2 separate regions of the Homo sapiens genome follow, and region 2 is linked to region 1. A link is a contact called in ENCODE Hi-C data. All regions are on one chromosome and are shown on one strand. Each heading gives the region's core, a stretch centred on a gene start or an enhancer-like site at or near the end of the contact. The rest is flanking DNA. Distances are from core to core; before and after follow the strand shown.

Evidence for each region. A loop is a pair of places that touch in the nucleus more often than their neighbours do. Pooled maps may share reads with other maps.
Region 2: a map with no recorded cell type shows a loop between it and region 1 (5-fold over the local background). The contact joins two enhancer-like sites. A Hi-C loop is called at or near these places in 2 of 37 single-sample maps with no recorded cell type and 9 of 50 pooled maps.

What each region holds. Positions count from the first base shown.
Region 1 is chr13:51,497,585-51,504,414 of GRCh38, reverse strand. No RefSeq gene overlaps it. Among named protein-coding and RNA genes, the nearest start is that of INTS6-AS1, 48 kb to the right of the region's middle. RefSeq lists an enhancer at 1,766-1,915. Within about 2 kb of position 3,019, at least 3 of the 41 ENCODE cell types and tissues checked have a DNase peak (open chromatin) inside an H3K27ac peak, as active enhancers do.
Region 2 is chr13:51,761,333-51,768,162 of GRCh38, reverse strand. It overlaps WDFY2 (WD repeat and FYVE domain containing 2), which reads right to left. Exons shown (of 12, transcript NM_052950.4): 12 at 454-6,830. DHRS12 (dehydrogenase/reductase 12) reads left to right here. Exons shown (of 9, transcript NM_001377533.1): 9 at 1-170. Among named protein-coding and RNA genes, the nearest start is that of DHRS12, 39 kb to the left of the region's middle. RefSeq lists an enhancer at 3,323-3,642. Within about 2 kb of position 3,567, at least 29 of the 41 ENCODE cell types and tissues checked have a DNase peak (open chromatin) inside an H3K27ac peak, as active enhancers do.

The DNA.
Region 1 (6,830 bases), core at 1,770-4,269:
ACCCCATCTGTGGGTGAGGATGTAAAGCAACCACCAATTTCTTATAAAACAAAATGTGCGCCCACCCTATGGCCCATCAAACTTACTCATAAGTATTTCTTACCCAAGGGAAATAAAAATATATGTTCACAAAACACCATATATTAATACAAGAATGTTCATAGCAGCTTTATTTATAATAGCCAAAACCTGGAAATAACCTGAATGTCCATCAGTAGAAGAACGGCTAAATAAATTGTGGTACGTCTTTACAAAAAAAATTACTCAACAATAAAAAAGCATATTCTTCCAATATATGCAACCATGTGGATGAATCTCGAAAACATTATGCTGAGTGAAAGAAGCCAGATACAAAAAACACACACCGTATGATTCTATTTGAAATTTTGGGAAAAACAAACTAATCAATAGTGACAGAAAGCAGATGCAGGGTGAAATCAGCTAGGATCTAGCCAGTGTTGTCTTGCTAACTAGTCATGCAAGCTTGAGCAGGTCACTAGACCTTCCTGCTCCTTCATTTCCTCAAATATAATAGATAATTAGACAAACCCAGGTCATATGTGCTAGCTGAGATTCAAGGTCTCTTCCAGTGCTAAATTCTTGGTCTCTTCTGCATCCAGACCCATGGTGATATAAAAGGAAAAAATGTATTCGTGATGCTTACATTGAATTCCTAAAACTTAGTATAATTGTCATGAAGTGGTTTTGTCAAAGAAGCGAATCATTGTCTAGATAATTTTTCTTTTGCCAGAGAAAGTTAGGAATTAATAATAAAATAGGCCAGAAAAGTGAAGAAAGGGTTCTAACTGCAGTGGCAGGAGGCCTGGGCTTTTGATAGAAAACGCTGAGTATGGTGGGGAGGGGGGGGAGGGGGGGAGGGAGGGTGGGGGGGGTTAGGCTAAGTAGCAGAAAGAAGTAACAGTTGCAAAAAAAAAAAAAAAAAAAAGAAACACAACATGCAATGAAACTGAAGGCTCAAATCACCTTCCTGCTACATCTAGGAAACTGTAAAGTTAGAACCATTCATTTCCCCAGTAACACATTATTCAAAAGCCAAAATCACGGTCAAACAAATAGACCCCAAAAAATGCATTTGAATGGGAATTTCACTTGGGTCTTCTAGAAGGGACACCTTGCCTGTTTCACGACAATCCCATAAGGGACGTACTGTGCTTGTATTTATCCTCCATTTTACAGGTGGGGAAACCGAGATACATACCAGTGTATTACCCTTCTGAAAAACAAGGCATTTTAAATTTGAAAGCACAACTGGCCTCATGGCTTTAGATAAGGGATTGTGGACCTATAATAACTAACTCGCTGGGTTGTGGTCTGGATTAAATGTGATGATGTATGTCAAGGCCCTGGCACATATTCAGTTCTCTATAAGGGGCAGTTATTACTATTAGAAGGAATAATTAATTTTAGTTGGTAAAATTTCTAAGGTGTCTTGGAGGATGCAGGATTATAAAGATCCTTGTGGCAAGACCACTCAAGACAAAGGAAATTGCTTCAGCCAAGTTAATTGTGTGATGGTGGAGGGTGTATTCTGGGAATGTGAAATAAGGAGATGGTACTGGATTTGAGGATTACAGAAGAGATGAGGCCAGAAAGCTTGGTTGGTGCTACAAATTGTGGATAGCTTGTTGACATGTAACACCAGGAGGCCTAAAAGCTTGGATCTATGGTTGTGGGGGAGCGGAGTTGAAATTTAATGAAGGTCGGACATGGGAATACAGAAAAAATAGAACGTTAGGAAGACTGGGAGGCTCAACCAGGATTTGGCAACCAATATTGGGTAGGGGAGGGTGAGAGGGGGATTCTGGAGCTGAAATGTTTCTGAGACTTCAAGTATGACTCACATCTAGCACAGTTATGACTTGAGATCCAGTGCTTCCATGAAGAAAAGGACTAGGCTTGTATGGAAGGATAAGTTCAATTCAGGATGTGCTGAGTCTGAGATGGATACAGAACAACTGATCAGAAATACAGGCCTGGGGCTGGGAGATGAGTCAGCTGGAGGCAGAAGGGGAGTTGTCCCCTAAAAGATCACAGTGAAACTACCCAAGTAGATGAGATCATTGAGAAAGTACATGTAGCATGAGGCAAATACTATCAATATTAGTAAGCATTACAGGGATGTGCATGTGCTTGGGGGACCTTGTAGTGGGAAGGGCATCATACAAAATTAAAACATCTGCACCTAAGTCCTTCCTGGGCTTTCATATGTATACTCTCATTAATCAATCTTTAACACATAACATTGTGAGGTAGAAAAAAGAGAGAAGAAGGGCAAGCGTTTGTGAAGGTTCATATTTTTGAGGTTAGGAAGAAGAGGAACTAGAAAAAGAAAGAAAGATCAAGTTTTTATAAAGTTGTAGTAAACCTCCAACAGCCAACTTATCATTGTCAGACAGAGATCCTGCCTCCAATATTCTTGAACCTTAAATGAAGATCAGGACTCATACCTAAGATGTGTGTAACAAGCTAAGGGGACATTTGAAAAGTGCCAAGTACAAGGCATAGATGACAAACACTAATCATGGATTGGGCTGGATTTGGTCCAGGAAGACTCAGAGGGAAAACATGTGGGCTGAGTCTTGAAGGACAGCAGGGCTTGGAGGAGTGGAGAGAGCAGAACAATGCAGACCAGGGGGACCCACAGCCCTAAAGGCCAAGAATTTCCTTCCTTCCTTCCTTCCTTCCTTCCTTCCTTCCTTCCTTCCTTCCTTCCTTCCTTCCTTCCTTCCTTTCCTTCCTTCCTTTCCTTCTTTCTCAGAGCCTCACTCTGTCACCCAGGCTGGAGTGCAGTGGTGCAATCTCGACTCACTGCAACCTCCGCCTCCCGGGTTCAAGCGATTCTCATACCTCAGCCTCCTGAGTAGCTGGGATTACAGGCATGCACCACCATGCCTGGCTAATTTTTGTTTTTTTAGTAGAGACGGGGTTTCACCATGTTGGCTGGGCTGGTCTCGAACTCCTGACCTCATGTGATCCGCCCACCTTGGCCTCCTAGGCTTGAGCCACTGTGTCCTGCCGAAGCCAAGAATTTTCTCTGACCTCATATTTACAACCAATGTGTACCAGAAAGTCTCATACAAACTCACAATGCTTACATACTTATGTGGTCATCAGATATGGCACAACAGTGGCTTTGATTTTCCTTTTATACAGGAGCACATTTCAGCTTTTCTTCCAGTTTCCTATTTATTTTAGTTCCAATGTTTAGTTAATACCTTTGATTTTTAAACATTAACTCTTCTAATGTCAGATTCTATGGCATTCTGAATTATTGACATTATGCCTGAAGATTTTAAAAGAACAACTAATTCTCAATTACTTCCAGTTTACTGGTCTGAATGTTGCTCCCCTCCACCTGCAACTTAGGAGGGACCTTGGAGCAAGGTCGTGTCCCAGATTGTTGAGGACGTTTGCTGCTCCTTGGCTTCCCAGCTCCTGTTCCTCTTTCTAAGAGCACTGTGAGTTGCTTGTTGGGAACTAATGGCTCCTCACTGTGGCAGTCCCAGTGGGACTGCTAGTTAAGGAAACTTGCTTCTTGCCAAGAGAGTTGGCCAATCAAATTTTATTCTAGACTAGTGTATCTTGAGCAGGGTAAGTCAAGGACTGTGTAAAAAAAAAAAAAAAAAAAAAAAAAAAAAGGACCAGGATTTCAACAATGATGCTCTGAAGAGATCATCAACCACTTTCTACCCCAGGGCTGCTCTTTCTGAGTCTCACTCTTCAGGTTGTTTTTTCATTCTGGGAGCTGTCCCACATCTTTCTCTTCTCTCTTAACTTAGCCAGGGTCAGTTTCCATTGTTTATAAAAACCAAAACAAAGCAAAACTCATTCACTGACCTGACCGGAAAACGTGATATTTTCAATTGTCTGCCAAAGTTCCCCCCACTGATGTGGAAAATCAAGAGTGATAAGGATGGTTAAAAGAGAATAATTGAGATATTGCGACAAATGATACTTTGTTGGTTTCTCTTTCAGTTACTTGAATCACTGTCGACACACTTGCTTGAAGAAGACACTGGAGAGCCATTCTGTCACCCAGGCAGGAGTGCATTCATGATAGGTAGCCTTACTATGCGGTTCTAGTCTGTACCCTGCTATCTTTTCCAGGGGATGGTTTGTGTAGAGCATGTAGAGTGGCTCCTGTGTTCTCTGGCTTCCTGGTTGAGTTTCGTCCTCCCTCTGCCTTGAGAGAGTAGGGTCTGGGTGTGAGTTCTCTTAGCTACCACCTTAAGAGGTTGCTTCAGTCTGTCTATGCCTAGTGGTGTGCTAGTAAATGTTTAACTGGCTTTCTGCAAAAAAAAAAAAAAAAGTTCTGGTTTACAGTATTTGCTGATTACCATGGTACCGTATTCCCACCATGACCGATTTTAGGCTACCAGTGTGACATCATTGAATACAAGTTGGGAAAAGATGCAGTCAGCTCTCATGTGTCCTATGAGGTGGCTCCAGCACATAGCTGTGTGTGTGTCTCCCAGCATGACTCCTCTCAAGGTGGCCCTGCACTCCACAATTCTTTCTCCTTCGAGCTCTAGGAACTTGCATGATCCCTTTGTGGTCTGCCTAATCCCTGCACATATCTTTGTAAATTGTCCCTTTGTAAGAAAACAAACTGTTCATACACATCCACTCACGTGTGCATGAGAAATTTCACAAATTACCCTAATTTGAAAGTGCCATCACATGGTGGTGGTAACTAGCCTCCAAGGTGGCCCCTAGTGATATCTTTCCTGGTACTCATGAACTTGTGTAGTCCTCTCCCATAATGTATCAGACTTGGTCAATGTGACCAGTAGAATATGGCAGAAGTGATGATGCGTTACTTCTGAGATTAGATCCTAAAAATCACTGCAGCTTCCTTCTTGTTCACATTCTCTCTCTCTCTCTCTCTCTCTATCTCCTCACCCCCTCTCTCTCCCCATTCCCTACCACCACCTCCCTGTCTCAGAGTCTCTCTGGAATTCTCACTTTGGGGAAGCCAGCTTCTGTGTCAAGCAGTCCCATGGAGAGACCCACATGGTAAGGAACTAAGGTCTGCAACAACCATGTGAGCGAGACTGAAAGCAGCTCCTCCAACCCTAGTCCGAACTTAGATGACTACAACACCTGCCAACAGGCTGACTGCAACCTCTTGAAAGACTGAGCCAGAACTAGGTAAGCTGCTCCCAGTTTCTTGACCTTTGAAGACACTGTGTGAGATAATAGATGTTGTTTGAAGTTGCTACATTTGGAGTAACTTGTTACACAGCAATAGAAAACTAATACAGGCACCCTGACTGATCACTCTGTCTTACCCTTCATATCTAGACACTCAACTCCTAAGCAAGACTCATCTGTTCACTTCTCTTATTCTCTGCTGCTGGCATCCTTGTCCAAGTCTGAACTGCTGCAACTGGTAACTGATTTCGTCAATGACTGCACTCTAGCTACAGTGATCAGTGGAAATCTGTTGCTGACATTCTTCTTATTAAAACCCTTTCCTGGCAACATATTGCTTTTAAAATTAAGATGAGAATCTTTATATGGCTCATGTACCTATGGGTGACCATAGCTTTCTTGCCTCCTCAGTTTGTCTTGGGCCGCCCTATGTACTCATGCTCACCTGCCATCTATGCTTCCACTTTACTGGTCTACTTTCTATCCTTCTATCTGCCAAGGTTCTTCCTTGCCAAGCACTGTAGGCACACAGCTTAAAACACCCTTTCCCTGCAAGCTTTTCCTACCTCCTGTCGGCTCAAATAATCTTTCAAGTCTCAGCTTAAATGTCACCTTCTGAGGAAGCCTTCCCTGGCCTCCACCAAGACAGGGTTAAGTCCACCACATTTTACTTTCAAAGCAATCTTATTCAATATTCATCCGAATTTATTGGACCTCTAACAGTCACTGTCTAGAGGTTTGGAATAGATCACATAATATTCCTTTGCCTGTGGTGAGTATGACAATTTTAATCCAAATAATGATTTGTTTTACTAACTGATTAATGCCTCTCTCCATTGTTAGATTGTAAACTCCATGTGGACAGTGACCATTGTCTGTTTGTTTCTCAATGTCTGGCTCAGAGTAGGTGTTCAATTAATATTTGTTGAAGAAATGAAATAGTGAGCTTTCAAGTTAGACAGATCTGAGTTTGAATACTTGATCTACTACTTACAAATAGTGTGACTTGGGCACAGTTTTCTCATCGATAAAATGTGAATAATGACAGTATCTGCCTCTTAGTGATGGAGTGAAGATTGAATCCCATCATCCATGCAATGTGCTTAGAACAGTGCTGGATACTTAATAAGTGCTTATGCAAATGAACCATTTATGATTGAAAACGAATTATATACTGCATTCATGTCACAGAGCTCATTTTGAGACTTTGTCCATATATTGTAATCTGCATTTTCCCAAGTCATTATTTTTCCCCAGAATTTATCATTTTGGTGTTGTTGCTCAGCTAAACTTACTCACTTCCATTCTTTCAGAAATTCTTTGACAATTTGAACAGATGCAACATTTTTTGTTTGCTATAAATTTCCCCACTTAGAGGAAAGATTTGTAACGTACATTTGGGAAAAATGGAAAATGATACACACCCTTCAGAAAGATTTGGTGTCAAGGAATTAACAGCAATAAACAGTAGTAGCTGTATCTAAAGAACATGGCAGATATAAATCAAACTGAAGGAAAAATAGGAAGTTGCATGACTACAGTGTTTGATTATCCTGATCAGGATTATTTATAGCAAATCTTGGCTTGCATTTTTTTTTGAAGGTACTAATTGCATAGAAGAAATAACTTAAAACATACCTGTCAAACTGTCAGTG
Region 2 (6,830 bases), core at 2,318-4,817, 260 kb before region 1:
CAGAATTGCCTTAGAAGATACCAGAAGGTGCGGTCTAGGGACCAGTGAATAAGAAGACCCCACTTCAACTTCCCCTCGAAGACGTTGTGCCTCACAGCGAGGCCTACAAGGGATGGGAACTTTTATTTCAAAATAAATACTACCGAGGCTGTGATCAGGCTCACCTTGAACTCCTGCAGCAGGTTCTTTTCTTATTTTAAGTCTCATTTATTCGAGAATGGTTTTCTAAAGAATTCGAAGTTTGAGATGAACCATCATTTCAGTCTTAGGGGACGCAGGGGTGGGGGCAGCAGGAATGCCCCCCTGTGAACTCCACTTCCCCTCCCTTTCTCAGCTCCTCCAGTGTCAGAGGCTGGCGCTGTGCACCCCCCCCCCCCCCCCGCCCCAGGAGAGGGCTGGACACTGCCTTTACTGTGCATGGTCCCAGAAGCACAGCATAACCAAGGGACGATGCATATTTACACAAACAATTTAATGAGGCCTAGTTTACATTTGCTTAAGATTAGGAGTGGCTTCAGTAATGCATCTGGCATTCTGGTACTACACTTTGATAAAACCTCTAATTTACACCATTTTACCTCTTAGTGACTCCAGGAAAAGTTGTAATAAAACCAATGAGCAGATTTAGAATACATCTACATACATTCTTGGTGTCCATGGTGGAATAAACGTAACTCATCCCCCATAGCAGAGGAAAACCCAGACGGCTGCAGCTTCTCAGTGGTCCTGGAGACACTCTGATCCAGGGCTCATCATCAGCCAAGGACCACAAGGAAGGGATTTTTCTGGGTGTGCCAGCCTGAAACATCAGCGTCTTTCTGACAAAAGGAGGCGCTATCAAGCAAGCACCAGCTCCATTTAACTGCATGCCTCCTTTTCTGCAGGAGGATGATGGGCCTCAGCAATGCTGGGTGTGGGCGACGCTGTGCTGGCAGCACCAGGACGGGGCAACCCAGCCACCCCCTCAACGGTGATTCCATAGCATGCAGGTCACTTGGTGCCTTTGCACCTATTTTTCTTCTCCATAAAATGAACCTCACAAGTTTTAAATGAGGCTTTCCCTGGCAGTGTTTGCCCCGAAGTCATTTCTCCTCACTGGAAAAGTTTACTAAGCACAAGAAAAAGCTGACTTACATGATGAAGGAAAAGGGCTCCATGGCTTGAGCCCGTGTGCTGTGCTTAGACTGTGGTGAACAGGGCTCATCTTCACCTCCAAACAGCAGCTCTCCCTGGCATCTAGACAGCAGGTGGAGTGGTCTGGAACCTCCCCCTCCCACCAACTGGACAGAACCCACAGGGCTAAACAGCACAGCAAGGTTGTCGGTGTGTGCGTGGCCACATGTAACCGTGATGGGACCATAGCTGCAGAAAGGTTTTCACAGAGATTTATTTTAAACCGTGGCGGCAACTCCGCATTGAGAGTTGTACATTGGTAATGGCTACACGTATATTTTGGTTAGAGGAAAGCACAGTGGGAAAGTGAGCGGAGTAAAAACATTCACAATATTCAGCAGCATTTGATTGGGGGCCTGGATACAGATGTTTCAATATCCTAGGAAATTCTTGCTCATTACCACCTAATCACATTCAGGAAGTCAATGTCAGGACTGGCAGGGAGTGTGGCAAATGCCGGAGGGGTCCAGCTAGACCACACGGGAGAAATCTGTTCCAATGTCAGGCTTATTACATTCTCAGCCTGACCCCCTGAAGAATCTCCTCACTTTAAAAAAAGAAAGAAAAAGATATCCATACGGTAATATGCCCACTGCAGCCAGGTCCAGACTTGGGCTGCAGTCCGGTGGATGTAGAGAATGGAAGATCCGTGTCCCTGGTTAGAAGTAGAGCGGTGGGCAGGCACTAATGTGGGGCCAGCACCTTCCCTGTTGTCCAGTTAGTAACGGTTTTTGTACATTTCATATAAAGATTTCCTTTTGCAAAATGACAGCACCTTGAAAAACAAAGTCATTTAAAAAGCAAGGCAAATGGTGTAAGACACAAATCCATAAGAGTACAATGGTTACAAGTGACGCTAGGGTTTTGGCCATACTTCATAGTGGCATATACTACTGACGTAAGGCTGCCATCCACTAAAATGATAAAAAGTGTATATGTGAAACATTTTTCAAATCATTTTCCCTTTTTTTGTGAGTGACAGCTCACCTTCTCATGCATCCCCGAGAACCAAGGGAAAAAAGAATCATAAGTAACAAGGTCAGATTCTCAATCTAACTTTTCAGCCAACCTGCAATTCTTGACACTTCCAAGAAAGTCAGATACTCTTCTTGACTTGTAAAGGTAAACATTTTGAGGTATCTATTTTTAATGAGATGGTACCATGATTAATTTCCACCCTTACCATCTTTAAAAAGAATTTTTTTTGCCCTACAAACTCATGAAAAGAAACTTCACCATCTTTTCTCAAAACCAAACCTAGCAGGCTCTAGATGGAAAAAGTCCAGAAAGCAACTCACTTGATATGATGGAAGACAACAAAGGCATGTGGTGATAGGCTCTCCGTTATCCAAGGGAAGCCAGCAATATGCGGGCAGGTCACTGGTGATGGGCTAGGCATGTCCAATAATAAACGAGACTCAGGGAATCAGAGAATCACAGGATTGGAAGGGACTTTAAGAATGATGATCAAATTCATCCCTCAAGCCTTTAATCTCCCTTTCAACATCTCTGGCAAAGGCTCTACACTGTGTGTTAAAAAAATTCCCTGGTATGGGACATGCAAGGAAGACATCCCATTCCAATTTAGGACCGATCTAATTTTTAGACACTGCTTTCATGTGTTAAACCTAAGTAGGCTTCTTGGTGGAAAGGAGATAATGCTTAAAGGCAAAAATACAAACCACAACCCTGGAGGGTTGACGTGGTTCTTGGTTAAGAAACTGAGCTGAAGTTTAAACAGGAATGCAGATGTTTCTGGACTAAGTTTTGGACATAGATCTTTGGGTCCTACAAGGAAAAGGCAAATGATGTGATAGCAAAGACAGGCGCTGCCATGCCCCTGCACGGTGTTCCTGCCTCCACAGGGCCAGGTCTCCCAGACAGACCTGTACCTGAATTGACGAAACTCTCTGCCTTCCTGTTGCAAGTGCCCCTGTAAGGAGGACCTCCCACATTGTACTGGAATCATCTGTGACTTGCAAGAGCAGGAAGTGGAGGGCAGCAGCTGCCTGTGTCTGCACCCAAACACTCGGCACCGCCTGTCCGTGCAACGCCACACTTGACTAGAACAATCCTCTCCTGCCACAGGGCCAGGGCTTTCCTTTTCCACAGTGGAGCAGCTGAGCCCAACACACCTTTGGCGTTAGTCTGGGAGTCCTTCCTGGTTGCGGGCCGTGCACTGATAGTCTCCACCTCCTCCTCTCAGACTCCAGTGAGAGGCTGTGCACCCAAAGATCCAGAATTAGTTACCCTGAGTCACCTTCAGTTAACAGTTCTAGGGATTTCCAAAGAAAAAGAAACTGATACTATTATAATATAAACTAATAGTAGCATTGGCTGCAGGAGGAGCCTCTGGGGAAACCCCTCGTGGTGAGCTGTGTGCTGCTTTCCTCTGAGGCCAGGGAGCAGCAGCATCTGATAGTGACGAGCTCAATTCTGGGATGGCAGCTGAGCCACTTGGCTGTTCTCCGGCAGCTCCAGCCCACTTGTGATCCCTGGACACACCACACTGACTCCAGCTCTCAGGCCTTTGTTTGTTTATGCTGTTTCTGAAGCCTGGAAAGTCATTTCCATTTTTCCCCCTTATGACTCACTCCTCATCCTTTAACACTGAGCTCAAAGTCCCTTTCCTCTGTGAAGCCCCTCCTGCCACACCTGCTGGGTTAGTGGCACCCTGGCATGCCTCTATCATAACCACATTGCACTGAAAAGACCCATTTACTCACTGTGTGACCTCTGCCCAGCCTGAGAATGGGCCTCAGACACCTTGCACTGCCAGTGCCTAAAGCCTGGTGGCTGGTGAGCGCTCAACACGGTTGACATGAACATTCAAATCTCAGGGATCATCTAGATAACTCAGTGTTCAACATGATCTTAATTTCTGTGTTTTCCAATCAAGTTAATAAATATCTGTCTTCGTACCAGGAAAAATTCAATATTATTTTAAAGGAGAAAAAATAAGAATGTATTGGTAAAATGCTTTCTCTCACTTCGAAATATCTTAGTGAACAAGAACACTGACATAGAATTAAAATTCTATGAACAGCCATAACCAAAGGAATCTCATTTAGTGAATATTTATGTCCAGTAACTGCAACCCACACTTAGAGCTATCCTTTTGCTTAAAAACAAAAATTTGGGCCTTAAGAAGTGATTAATATCAGGCAAAAATAAATTATACTTTTGTTTATTTATTCAGGGCCTTGCTCTGCTGCCCAGGCTGGACTGCAGTAGTGCAATCATAGCTCACTGCATCCTTGAATTCCTGGGCTCGAGTGATCCTCCCGCCTCAGCTTCCTGAGTAGCTGGGAATACAGGTGTGTGCCACCACACCCAACTAAGTTTTGAATTTTTGGTAGTGACAGGATCTTGCTGTGTGGCCCAGGCTGGTCTTGAACTCCTGGGCTCAGCAATCCTCCCACCTTGTCCTCCCAAAGTGTTCAGATTATAGGTGTGAGCCATGGCACCTGGCCTTTACTTTTATAAAATGAATCTCAGAAAATGAAAATGTGATATTCCATAAGGGCAGTGCTGTAAGCCTGGGAATCGCAGCCAAACGGGGCAGGGTGAATTTTAAGTGCCACTGGATTTCCATTTCAGTTTTGCCTCTGGGGTGGTCTGAGGGGAATGTATAGGAAGGAATTTATGTGGATGAAGGCAATAATTACCTCCCCCACCACAGGGCCGGAGCCAAAAAAACTGTCATATATGCTTTCGATAAGAGGAACAAAGCTGGTTCCAGAGAGCGCCCTGTCTCAAGGTGCTGAAAGTCTCTCCTCCCACTCATGCCATTACTAAGTAATGTTCAAAAACAGCTATTCCTTGAACATTCTTTTAGATTCTCTTGTTTACATCTCAGCCATATCTAACTGCCCTGTATAACTAATGTGTTTTCTGCTTGAAACACTCTAGATCTCTGAAGATCCCTTCCAGTTTTGTGACTTTATGATTTCTGGAAATAATTAAAACCAAATGAGAAACACGTTATGGTGGATTGACCCCATACAAAATGACATAAGATTCCAAATGCTTAATCTCAAACCATTTTGCTATTGTGAAGATACACTCAGGCAGTAATGTCAAGTAATGTCATTCGTTTGGAGGAACCAAGAACATGTGGTTGGTTTTGCCCCATCAGGTAGAGAACAACTCTGCGTATGATATGTGTAGATCTGCCACTTTCTCAGCGCAGGCATGTTAGGCATTATTTGTAAAAGCTGCTATATGTTTAAGTAATAGAGCAAAAATATATGTAAAGTGCAAATCCAACAGGGTAAAACAAGAATTATGAGAGTTCACCTAGACAGAACAAGAGCCAAGTGCTGGCGCCAGCTTTTACTCCTAAGGAATGGAGCCTCCATTTCCATAAAATGCTTGGAAGACACCCAACACCAGCACATATTTCTCTACAAATTACAAAAATGGGGGAGACACTTAATGCAAAACGCAAGAATTCACAGTATTACAAACACACAGTTGGTTTGCTAAACGCATTTCACCAAATTCAAGCACCCACACAGATGAGAGAAAAGGAAAGAGCAATGGATACCTTGACATATCTGGTTTTCTGATGATGATTCTCAACACCAGTGGGCTGTGAAGTGGCTTCAGCCTCTGAGTGGCTCTGTGGGCTGGGAGGGAGAAGGTAGAGTGGCGTGCAAGGTCACAGGCCAGAGCGACTGTAGAGGACATATGTGATCTGACGGGGACACTCTGCTTCCCGAATGAGGTCTGAACGCATCTAGACCCATCTCAGAACCCATACAGGCTTGCTGGGCGCCTGGGCCTTTGCTGCCCTAATACTGTGTTCCTCTCTCTGCCGGCAGGCCAAGCTCAAAGTTTAGGAAGGGAAAATGGAGTGATTCAGCTCTATTACTCATTTCCAACACACAGTCCTATATTACATACAACTTAGTAAGTGGCTGCAGCTTCTAGTAATAAACTACAAAATAGATATTTGAATATTTTAAATTTAATTCCCTTGTTAAAGTTCTCTCAAAGAGCAATCATGCAGAAAAGACTCAAAGTAGTTACAACAGTTTTGACTGACGCAAGCAAGGGTAGTCTGGACCAGGGCAGCGAGGCGACAAGTGCTAACAGCCTGTGCGGGGCATGCGTGTGTGCCTCTTCAGAGCTCCGGTCACATGGGCTGAGCCGGTCTGATGGCTCAAGTGACAGCTTCCATGTACCGTGGCTGCATGGGGCACATGCACTGGTCCTGCTTCCCAATGCTGGGGCAGCAGAATCACCTCTAGCAAGGCCCCATCCCAGGGAAACACACGTAGGGGCAGTACCTGAGGACAGCTTGTAGTACTTCCCCCTAGTTAGAGAAGTAATGAATGATTGTGAGGGCAAAAAACGGCTTTCCAGGAAAAGAGGGAAAATAATAGGGAGGATTTCAATTTCACTCCCATGTGTATTACTGCCAAAAAACCTGTAAAATCAGAAGAGAGCAAGACACTGTGGGGTGGGGCTTGGGTCGGGAAGGACAAGCAATTGGCCTGTGATCCTCAAGAGACTGGTGAGCTCCCTGATGCTCCCGACACGTGAGGTTGAATGAGCTGTGCGTGTAAAGTGCTTAGGAGGGGCAGGCACCTGGCGCAGGCTTGCCATTAATTTTTATTCTATTTTTACAGGTGAAAATAAGATTTTTAAAA